Regions from separate parts of the Mus musculus genome. Here region 2 is linked to region 1. Evidence: chromatin loops called from intact Hi-C (ENCODE). Cell type or tissue: heart. All regions are shown on one strand.

Region 1 (5,000 bases):
AGATGGCTCAGCAGTTAAGAGCACTGACTGCTCTTCTAGAGGTTCTGAGTTCAAATTCCAGCAACCACATAGTGGCTCAGAACCATCTGTAATGGGATCTGATGCCCTCTTCTGGTGAGTCTGAAGATAGCGACAGTGTACTTGTCATATATATAAAATAAATAATATATAAAAAAATTTTTTTAAAGTAAAATGAGAGCCAGGCGTGATGGTGCACGCCTTTAATCCCAGCACTCAGGAGGCAGAGGCAGGTGGATTTCTGAGTTGAGGCCAGCCTGGTCTACAAAGTGAGTTCCAGGACAGCCAGGGCTACACAGAGACACCCTGTCTCGAAAAACAAAAAACAAAAAACAAAACAAAACAAAAAAAACTAACCAAAAAAAAGTAAAATGAAAGGTTGGGAATGTGGCTCAGTAGTAGAGCCCCTGCCTAGAATCCTCCAGCGTGGAGTTGGGGGCGTGGCTCAGCAATAGGGCACTTGCCTAGAACAGGCTTAAACCCTGCATTCAATCCCAGCACCACAATACAAAAAATCAGCCTGAACCCCAGGCTTTTTACTAGATGTTAGAACTAGAATTTTCATCTTTGCCAGATTCTCAGTGAGTCCTATATATTTCATATGTAAACCTGGTCTAGAATATTCCTCCTGTCTGTCCCTCACTGGCACTTCCTTTCCCTGTGGAATGAAGAATGAAGGTTGCTGTTCTACAGAATCCCGGAGGACTCAGGCATGCAATTAGGAGCTTATCTGCTTTGTAACTGGTGTTGTACAACTGATGACTGTCCTTGTGTTCCCACGGTCGCATCCCTGGCTGCCTTCCCCACAAGGGTCTGGGGTTGGTCCCTCATGCAGCTGCCCAAGGTAGCCCTGGCTTTCCTGGAACTCTAGAACAGGCTGACCTTGAACTCAGAGGTCTGCCCCCGGCCCCGGCCCCTGCTCCTGCCCTGAGTCTAAAGCTGTGTGCCACCATGTCAGGCTCATCTATAGAGCCTCGTGTGATGATATGCGCCTGTAATCCCAGTACCCCAGAAGCGGGGGGCAGAAGGATTGAGAGTTCAAGGCCAGCCAGGGCAGCATAGTGAAACCCTGCATCAGCAACAAAAAGGCTCTTTGGGGGGCAGAGAGACGGCAGCACAAGTGGGTGAGCTCAGGTTTGATCCTGGAACCCATATAAAAAGTCAGATGGAGATATGGGAGGTAGAGACAGGACAATCTTGTGTGGAAGTTCAAGGAGCTAGCCTGGAGTACACAGCACAGCATAGCCACAGAGACCCTGCTGAAATGAGGGCACGTGTGTGCTCAGCCACCCTTAGTTAATGTTAAAAGATTCTTCCACACTGACAGTGGAGCACGCCTTCAACCCAGCATTTGGGGCCAAAGGCAGGTAGATCTCTGTGAGTTTGAGGCCAGCCTGGTCTACATTGTGAGTTCCAGATGATCATGTCTCAAAAAAAAAAAAAAAAAAAAAAAAAAAAAGAAGAAGAAGAAGAAGAAGAATCCCACATAAAACAAAACAAAATTTCTCTTTAGCTGGAGTGATGGCTCTGCTGCTAGGAGTGCCCACTGGTTTGGTTTTTGGCACCAAAACCAGGAGGCTCACAACCACATACAACTCAAGTCCTGGAGGCCCAACAGCGCCCTCTTCTGGCTGTCAAAGGTGCCTGCATGATATGGTGCACATAAAGTAACCTGGGCATGCAAGGGCGTGAAAAAAAAATACACGTAAATAATATGCATGACTTTGTTTAGTATATTCTTCTATAAAAAGGCAGAAGATGGGCTGGAGATATGGCTCAGTGGTTAAGAAAACTGACTGCTCTTCCAGAGGTCCTGAGTTTAATTCCCAGCAACCACATGGTGTCTCACAACCATCTGTAATGGGATCTGACACCCTCCTCTGGGGTGTTTGAAGACAGCTACAGTGTACTTACATACATAAAATAAATTAATTTTTAAAAAAAGGCAGAAGATGAGCCAGGCAGTGGTGGCGCATGCCTTTAATCCCAGCACTTGGGAGGCAGAGGCAGGCAGATTTCTGAGTTCGAGGCCAGCCTGGTCTACAGAGTGAGTTCCAGGACAGCCAGGGCTATACAGAGAAACCCTGTCTCAAAAAACCAAAAAATAATAATAATAATAATAATGTTGCCCTTTAATTCCCCCACTGGGGAGGCAGAGGCAGGTAGGCCTCTGAGGCAAAGCAAGTTACAGGACAGCCAAGGCCACACAGAGAAATAATGTGTGGTGTTGGCATAGAATAGGAGGGTTAGAAAAACTCTACTTTCAGATTCTGGACAATAATAATAATAATAATAATCGACAAGAATATGGTTAAAGTTTGCATGAAATTCCTTCTGTACAAAACCCAGAGCAAGTTCAAGTTCAGAGCAGAAAAGTTCTGCCCTCTGGTGGGCAGAGCAGGGATTGCAGCCAAGCTGGTTTAGGGATTTAGAGACAATTTAAAGGTAAGAAGGGCTCAGAAAAAAAAAACCCAAAAACTGAATGAATGAATGAATGAATGAATGAATGAATGAATGACGGGAAGGGGAGTGGAGGTGATATATGTGTGTTATTATATATTATTTATATATAATACATTGCATATGACATATGTATATGTAACTTTTTTGGTTTTTTGGTTTTTTGAGACAGGGTTTCTCTGTATAGCGCTAGCTGTCCTGGAACTCACTTTGTAGACCAGGGTGGCCTCGAACTCAGAAATCTGCCTGTCTCTGCCTCCCAAGTGCTGAGATTAAAGGCGTGAGCCACCACGCCCGGCTATATATAACTTTTATATGTATTTTATTTATGTGAGTACATTGTATCTGTCTTCAGACACACCAGAAGAGGGCAGCAGATCTTATTACAGATGGTTGTAAGACATCATGTGGTTGCTGGAAACTGAACTCAGGACCTCTGGAAGAGCAGTCAGTGCTCTTAACTGCGGAGTCATCTCTCCAACCCCTATATGTATTTTTTGAGACAGGGTCTCTCTGTGTAGCCCAGGCTGCCCTTGAACTCACAGAGATCTGCCTGCCTCTGCCTCCCAGCTTTTGAGATTAAGGACCTGTGCCGCCATGCCTGGCGGGACTTGTCAGTCTTTTGAGAGAAACTATCATGGATCCTGGCAGATAAGATTTCTTTACCATAGGCGGACCCTTGAGTCAGGGCAACGGCGTACTTGCCAGTGGCGTAGGCATAGGCCCCTGGCCAGAGGTTGGAGCGCACGATGGCCACCGAGTACTGAGGGCTGAGGCTGCAGGAGAGGCGGGTGGTCCAGGGCGACAGGTGCATGATTTCTGTAGGAGAAGGAAAGGGGCGGGGTGGGGTGGAGTGGTCAGGGCTTGCCACGCCCTGCCTTATCATGTGGGCGGAGAGACAGGAAAGAAGGGATGGATCGCCCCCCCCCCCGTCCCCGTCCCCCCCCCCCCCCCCCCGTGCAAGAGCTAGGACTCACACCGAGATCCCTGGCTCTGGCCTCTCTCCCCTGATGCTCCCCCCCCCCAAAAAAAAAGGGAAAACCAAGAAAGAGTCTTTGTCTCAAGGCCATGGTCACTGTCACATGCCACGCTTAGATAAAAGATGGACACGTTCCCTCAGACCCATAAGGGTTTCTTTTAAACACAAAAACAATCAATCAATCAATCAATATTTTAAAACGAACAAACACAAAATCAAACAGGGTCTCAAGCTGGAGAGACGGCTTAGCCGTTAAGAGCACTGGCTGCTCTTCCAGAGGTCCTGAGTTCAATTCCCAGCACCCACATGGTGGCTCACAACCATCTGTAATGGGATCTGATACCCTCTTCTGTCATGCAGGCATACATGCAAACAGAGTACTCATATACAAACGGTGTCACGTGGCCCAGCCTGGAGTCTCAACCTCCTGGTAGAGCTGAGGACTGCTCATGAGCCTCCTGCTTCTTCCTTCCCCGATGCTCGGATGGCGGGCTTGTGCTCCCATGCCCGCTGTACATAAGCAATCCCCACTGAGGCTCAGAGGATGCGAGACATCAGTGCTTCCAGGTGTGTTGCTCTCCCTGCTCTACCAACCCCGCTAAGGCTGGCACTGCGCCTGCCCAGATAGGAAGGGACTTACCTGCATCTTCTGAGAGCGGAGTCAGAAGCGGAGGACCGACCTCCTGCTCCACCTCCTCCATTGCCTCGTCTGCCTTCTCTTCCTCCTCCCCTAGCTCTTCTTCCTCCTCTGTTTTCTGCAGTGGGTTCACCCATGTACAGCGCCCCTGCGGATGCAACAGCAACGTCAGGTGGCGCCCTAAGACAGAGCCTAGCCTACTGTGGGAGAAGCTGAGGGGCCAAATAGGCCCCTAGAACAGTGGGCTTGTCCCTGTGGCTCCAAAGGCTGCCCCAGTTATGCGCTAGCAACTGCCTTGGGACAGCAGCTTCTATGACTGGACACATTGTTGATAAAGGATATATATCTCAGTATTTCTGCTCAGGGAGTGTCATTCAACAGTGGTAGAGTCACCTGTGCCTCCCTCATTGAATTGGTGTACTCTGTCAAGCCAATTAACACTCCTATTGGTGTGTGTGTGTAGGTGTGCATGTGTATGCCCTTGAACTCCCTCTGATCAATGATGGCTCTTTGAATAAAAATGGAGGCAGGTACACAGCATAAAGCCACTTCACGTTTTCTCAGCCATACATGGGGATCAGTCCTTGGTCACAAGTGTGGTGGCTTCTGCCTGTGGCACTGGTCTGCTGCTGCTGCTGCTGCTGCAAAGCCATCTGGGAAGATGGAACTCCAGCTGAGAAAAAACATCCGTCAGATTGGCCTGCAAGCAAGTCTGTGGGGGAATATTCTTGATTGACGGTTGGTGTGAGAGGGCTCAACTCACTGTGGGCGATGCCATCCCTGGGCAAGTGGTCTGGGGCTGTATAAGAAAGTAGGCTGATTCAAACCATGGGGAGCAAGCCGGTAAGCAGCATTCCTCCATGGCCTCTGCTTCTGTCCTGTATCCAGGTTCCTGCCCAGACTTTC
Region 2 (5,000 bases), 81 kb before region 1:
CGAGTGCCCACCTTTGCCTGGCACTGTGTGAACTCTCCAGCAGCAGGCATAAGGAAAGCCCAGGCTCCACAGTGGGGATGGGCAGGCTGCAAAGTGATTTCACTTTATAGTGTCCCTTCTGTGCCTCAGTTTCCCCCTTCATGAAATGGAGACAGTCTATTTCATAGGGCTGGTGTGAAGATTGGATGAATAAAGAACTCAGGACCCAGCAGAGTAAAGCCCACCAAAATGGCCCTGGCTCTGGCGTTAACTCTAACTCTGAGAGAAACAGCAGGAGAGAAGCACTTGCTCCCTCCAGAGGGTCTTAGGGTGCTGGGGTTAGACACGGCTCCCAACACGCGCACTCCAGTGCTGCACAGTCCTGTCCTCATGGGGCCGGGTGGCCATTGTTCACACTTGGATCAGTTCTTTCCACAAATGCTTGCTTGAGGACAGTGAATAAGAGCAAAGTACAGTGCCAGATGTGTATGGCTAAGTCACAAGGCAAGTCCCATGCTAACTAAAACAATAAAGCAGGACGGCATGCTTCATGCAATCCTGTAATCCCAGCGCTCGGGAGATGGGAGCAGGAGGATTAGAAGTGTAAGGTTAGCCTCTGCCACATCTGTAGCCAGTTCGAGCTACATAGTAAAGACCCTGTCTCAAAACAAACTACAAAGCAATACAAGATATTTGACACTGATGTCTGGTCTACAGATAAACAAATCAAATATCGAAATTCCAGTCCAATTTCCTGCCAGGGGATTCTGATAACTACTAGACATGTCCATAGCATACAGACTCATATGCAGACAAAACACCTAAACACGTAAGATATGTATTATAAAAAGGTTAAGCATCGCCACTTTCTACATTTTTGAGCTAGGTCGTGCCATGAGACACTGGCTGGCCTCCAACTCATAGTGATTCCCCGAGTGCTGAGATTAAAGGTGCTTTGTCACCGTGTGTGCCCACCTTATTATCCTTCTGGAATGACCTTTCCTTCAGGCCCCTCGGACCCAGACCCAGCCCTCCCCAAGACAGCACTCACCTGTCAAAGGCCTTCACCCGGCCCAGCAGCTTCTTGTTGTTGCGACAGTTAATGAGCACTTGCGTGTTGTTCTTGACCGACTGCGTGAGCACTGAGAGGGGACCTGTGTTGAATTCCTCCTCCTCCCGCTTCTGCAGCTCCTCTGGGGTCATCTCACTCTTGGGTTTATTGAGGAGACTCCTGGATAGAGAACCCAGGGGTGAGATGGGTTCAAGTTGGAAATGTACGTGATCAAAGCCACACTGTCCAGTGTCTCCCCAGCCCCCTTTCTGGTGCAGTCTTTTCTGGAGGCAGGAGAGACATTTCCATGGTAGCCTGCCCCGGCTCATCTACCTAACCTCTTCCACCCACCGCTGACCTTGAATTCTCAATTCTCCTGACTCCACTGCCTAAGGTCTGAGATGACAGAGGCTCACCATCATGCCTGGCAGTTGATTCTTCTTTCAAACCTTACTCTATCCTTATATCTTGTCATCTGCCACCATGGTACATCCAAACCTTGGCCCTTTCTATCCGCAACCTAAACTTCAATCATCTCTCTCCATGAACCTCCGCCCCACCCCACAACATCTCACTGTAGAAGCCTGGCTGCCCCAGAACTCAGACTTGTCTCTGCCTCCTGAGTATTGGGAGTACAGGCACGTGCCACTATGTCTAGTTTGTGTGTGGTTAAGGACCAAACCCAGTACCCACAGTAGGTAAGTACTCTGTCCACTGAGCTAAATCTGCATCCCAAGAACTGGGCTTTCAATGCATCCTACTGTGCTACCTACTGGCATTATATCTTTCCTGCTCAATTCTCCATCCAAACCTGATTATCTAAGGTGTATGTACCTATTTATTACTCTATGGCTTTCCTACTCCACTCTTTTTACAAGCACCAGGGAGATTCCCCCACCCCCTTGGAGGCAAGGACCTTTTATTTACCATGTGTCTTAACTTACAAGCAGTCTACATAGTATATGCTCAATGAATAAACACGCACCAAACCACTGTAGTACCCTGCTACTCTGACAGTCTCTAGTTAGGTTCTCTAATTTATCCTGGTTACGTCCCATACTTTTCACTATTTCTAACAGTTCTTCCTTCCCCGCCAAGCTCTTTATTCATAAGACCACTTCCATTTAAAATTACTATTACTTTTGGAAGCGGTCTCGCTATGAAGCTGGCCAAGGCCAACTAGCGAACCTCCTGCATCAGCCTCTCGAGGCCTGGGATTCCAGGCATGTGCCATCAGACTCAGCTTTCCCTTTATGGTTCCTTTCCACAAGACTCAGGACCTCGGAGAGTCTCATGCCCGTTATGGAATAAAGCTGTCCCCTCTCCGGAACTCAAGATCCGAGCGAGGCCCCAAGCCCGATCTCAAATACCCCAGAAGGAAAAACATTACTTTTGCCCGAGGAACTCTACCCTCAGCTATAAAAACACCCCATTTCGACCGTTATTCAGCTAAACTGTCCACCTCCATCTCCACGGCCCCGCCAAAGCCCAGCCCGGCCTCACATGGTGTAGGTTTCGCTCGCAGATCACTCCCGCCTCCAAGCGCGTTGCTCCAGCCTTTGGCGTACAGGGCGAGAAGGGCGGGACTTCCGTCTCCTGCGGCTCACTTCCGTCGGCGCCTGCGCAACCAAATACCAGCGGCTGTGGGCGTGGCCTGTTACCATAGCGACCCTTCAGGCTGCACTCTCCTGTAGAAAATGCCTATAAGGAGGATTTGAAGCTTCTGAGGATCACAATAGGGTGTCTGCTCATGAGGAAAATAATACGGGGTCTGACTAGAATTATTTTCCCGTCAAACCGTCCAGTTGGAAGATGGAAAACACAACCCCATTTCCAAATACCCTCGGACACTTTTCTTGAGGGCATGGCTTCAGGTAAACCAATCGGCTCCTTGTTTTAGGGATGGATGCCGCCCCTTTTTTCCTTGAACGACAGTTTCTTGATCGACTTCCGTGAGGGGCGTGACCCCGCGCCTTGGAAGGTTTCGCACATTCGGACGCAGCCCATTGACTGGTCCTCTTCCGTGGAGGCGGGCCTTAAGGTTTCCGCCCTCCTTTTTGGGTGGGGCGGCGCTTAGGACAGCCAATCGCAATCGTCTCAGGGAAGGACGCAGTTACTCTGCTTCTTTATTGGGTTTTGTAACCTCAGCGAGGCGGATCTTGGCCTAAAACTCAAACCACCATACCGGGATTGGTTTCAGAGCAAAGCTACCATGAGTCCCGGGAGCCGCGGGCGGCCCCGGCAGCGGCTCGAGGATCGTGGCCTCATGAAACCACCCTCACTTTCCAAGCGCCGTCTTCTGCCGCGAGTGCAGTTCCTGCCCCTGCTGCTGCTGGCGCTGGCTATGGGCTTGGCTTTCTATATCGTCTGGAACAGCTGGCACCCTGGGGTTGAGGAGATGTCACGGAGCCGGGATCTGCGGGTGAGCCCTGGCTGGTGCCCAGCCAGCGTCATTTCCCTCTTTCCCTTCGTATTGAGTCTCAGGTTACCGTGGTCTTATCATTTGGCTTTTGCCGCCTGTGCCATTTATCCATGACTTGAGCGCGTGCCCCTACCCAACAAAATAAGGCTTCAGGCTTGTTTTGTGATAGACCCCACTGAAGATGACGAGTCCTCATAGCAACACTGGTAGAACTGAGTTCTATGCCCAAGCCATCTATTTAGAAATTTCCATCACCCGATTGCAATTTCCTCGTTAGGACTGCGGTAGGCTGGACCAGATTTGCTTTGAAGATTTCTCCCAGTCTAGGAAATCTTTGATGCTGGAGATTTGCATTACCAGGAAGAGCCAGGACTCCTAGTAGGCAACGGCGCCCAGGATAAGGTGGGAATGGGGTTGTTTTCATTTTTCTTTTTCCCATCCCATTTCCCAACCAAGGTCCCGCTGATCGGAAGCCTTTCAGAAGCCAAGCTGCGGCTGGTGGTAGGGCAGCTGGATCCGCAGCGTCTCTGGGGAACTTTCCTGCGTCCCTTATTGATTGTGCGACCCCCGGGTAGTTCTGGCAATCTCCAAGTGAGAAAGGTAAAGGGTTTTATTGTCAACCCCCAACTTCCTTTCCCCAGTTTGTCAGGAAATGGAACTCAGGCTCCGAAGATCCCAAAACAGCCAGGAGGCAGAAGTGATCTGATGGGGGTCGGGGGACAGAGATGGGGAGTAGGCGGGTAGGGGAGTGGTGGTGGTGGTGGCTGCAGCGGCAGGTGAACCTGACTAGATTCTCTTGGTGGTACACAAATCCCGCACTATACGACCCCCACTAAATATTATCCTATATTAGGCAGAAGCAGTGTACTCTCTGGTGAGGTCTGAACTAATATAATCTCCACTATACAGATGAGGAAACTGAAGTTTTTACATTTTGTCCAAGTCCCACAGCTAATTAGAATTAAAATCCAAGAAGGTTGGCTTCAGAATTAGTGGTGTGGTGCCATTCAGATACTGTGTTTAGGATCCACTTTAGTTGGACTAACTTCTTAACCTCTTTGGGACTCAGCTTCCTCATCTTCAAAATGGGGACAGTCACTGATATCGTTGATTTCATAGGGATCCTAAAACAGGCTTGGCAGATAGTGAGAACGTTTTAAGAGGAACTTAGAGCATGTCCCCACATGCTTAGAATCATGCAATGTGAGGATGGGGGTGTGGCTCAATGGTAGAAAGTTTGCCGAGTATTCACCAGTGGGGGCTGTGGCTGTGGCTGTAAAAGCATCATTCAGGAAACCCGGGACCGACCCTCAGCACCATGGAGAGAGACAGGAAGAGGGAAAGGGTGGATGTGAGTTCCTTGAAAGCTGGCCTACATGTGATTTTGGAAGCATCAACATGAGGGGAGAGAGGGAGAGAGAAGCGGGGGAAGAGAGAGGGAGAGGGGGAGAAAAAGAGAAGGTGGGGAGAGAAACTCACTCCCCACACCTGGGTGTAGTGGTGGTCTGGGTCTATAATCCTATCATTCTGGAAGCAGAAGCATTATCT

The links. Peaks named below come from ENCODE experiments on the same cell type or tissue, not always from the same donor. Only the 100,000 strongest peaks of a DNase experiment are listed, where the experiment ranks them.
Region 2: a loop joins it to region 1, with 6 times the contacts of the local background. A loop is called at or near these places in 1 of 42 quality-filtered maps.

What each region holds. Positions count from the first base shown.
Region 1 is chr7:19,066,331-19,071,330 of GRCm38, reverse strand. It overlaps Rsph6a (radial spoke head 6 homolog A (Chlamydomonas)), which reads right to left. Exons shown (of 6, transcript NM_031255.2): 4 at 4,098-4,242; 5 at 3,180-3,297. Among named protein-coding and RNA genes, the nearest start is that of Dmwd, 7.4 kb to the left of the region's middle. In heart, CTCF peaks have their summits at 114 (motif pointing left), 1,647 (motif pointing left) and 2,408 (motif pointing left); no DNase peak of the experiment used is centred here; H3K27me3 peaks cover 2,132 bases.
Region 2 is chr7:19,147,428-19,152,427 of GRCm38, reverse strand. It overlaps Qpctl (glutaminyl-peptide cyclotransferase-like), which reads left to right and starts at 3,232. Exons shown (of 7, transcript NM_026111.3): 1 at 3,232-3,452; 2 at 3,909-4,052. The coding sequence starts at 3,243. It overlaps Snrpd2 (small nuclear ribonucleoprotein D2), which reads right to left and starts at 2,590. Exons shown (of 3, transcript NM_026943.1): 1 at 2,534-2,590; 2 at 1,031-1,210. The coding sequence starts at 2,535. In heart, no CTCF peak of the experiment used is centred here; DNase peaks (open chromatin) are centred at 1,107, 2,677 and 3,067; H3K4me3 peaks cover 3,024 bases; H3K27ac peaks cover 2,248 bases.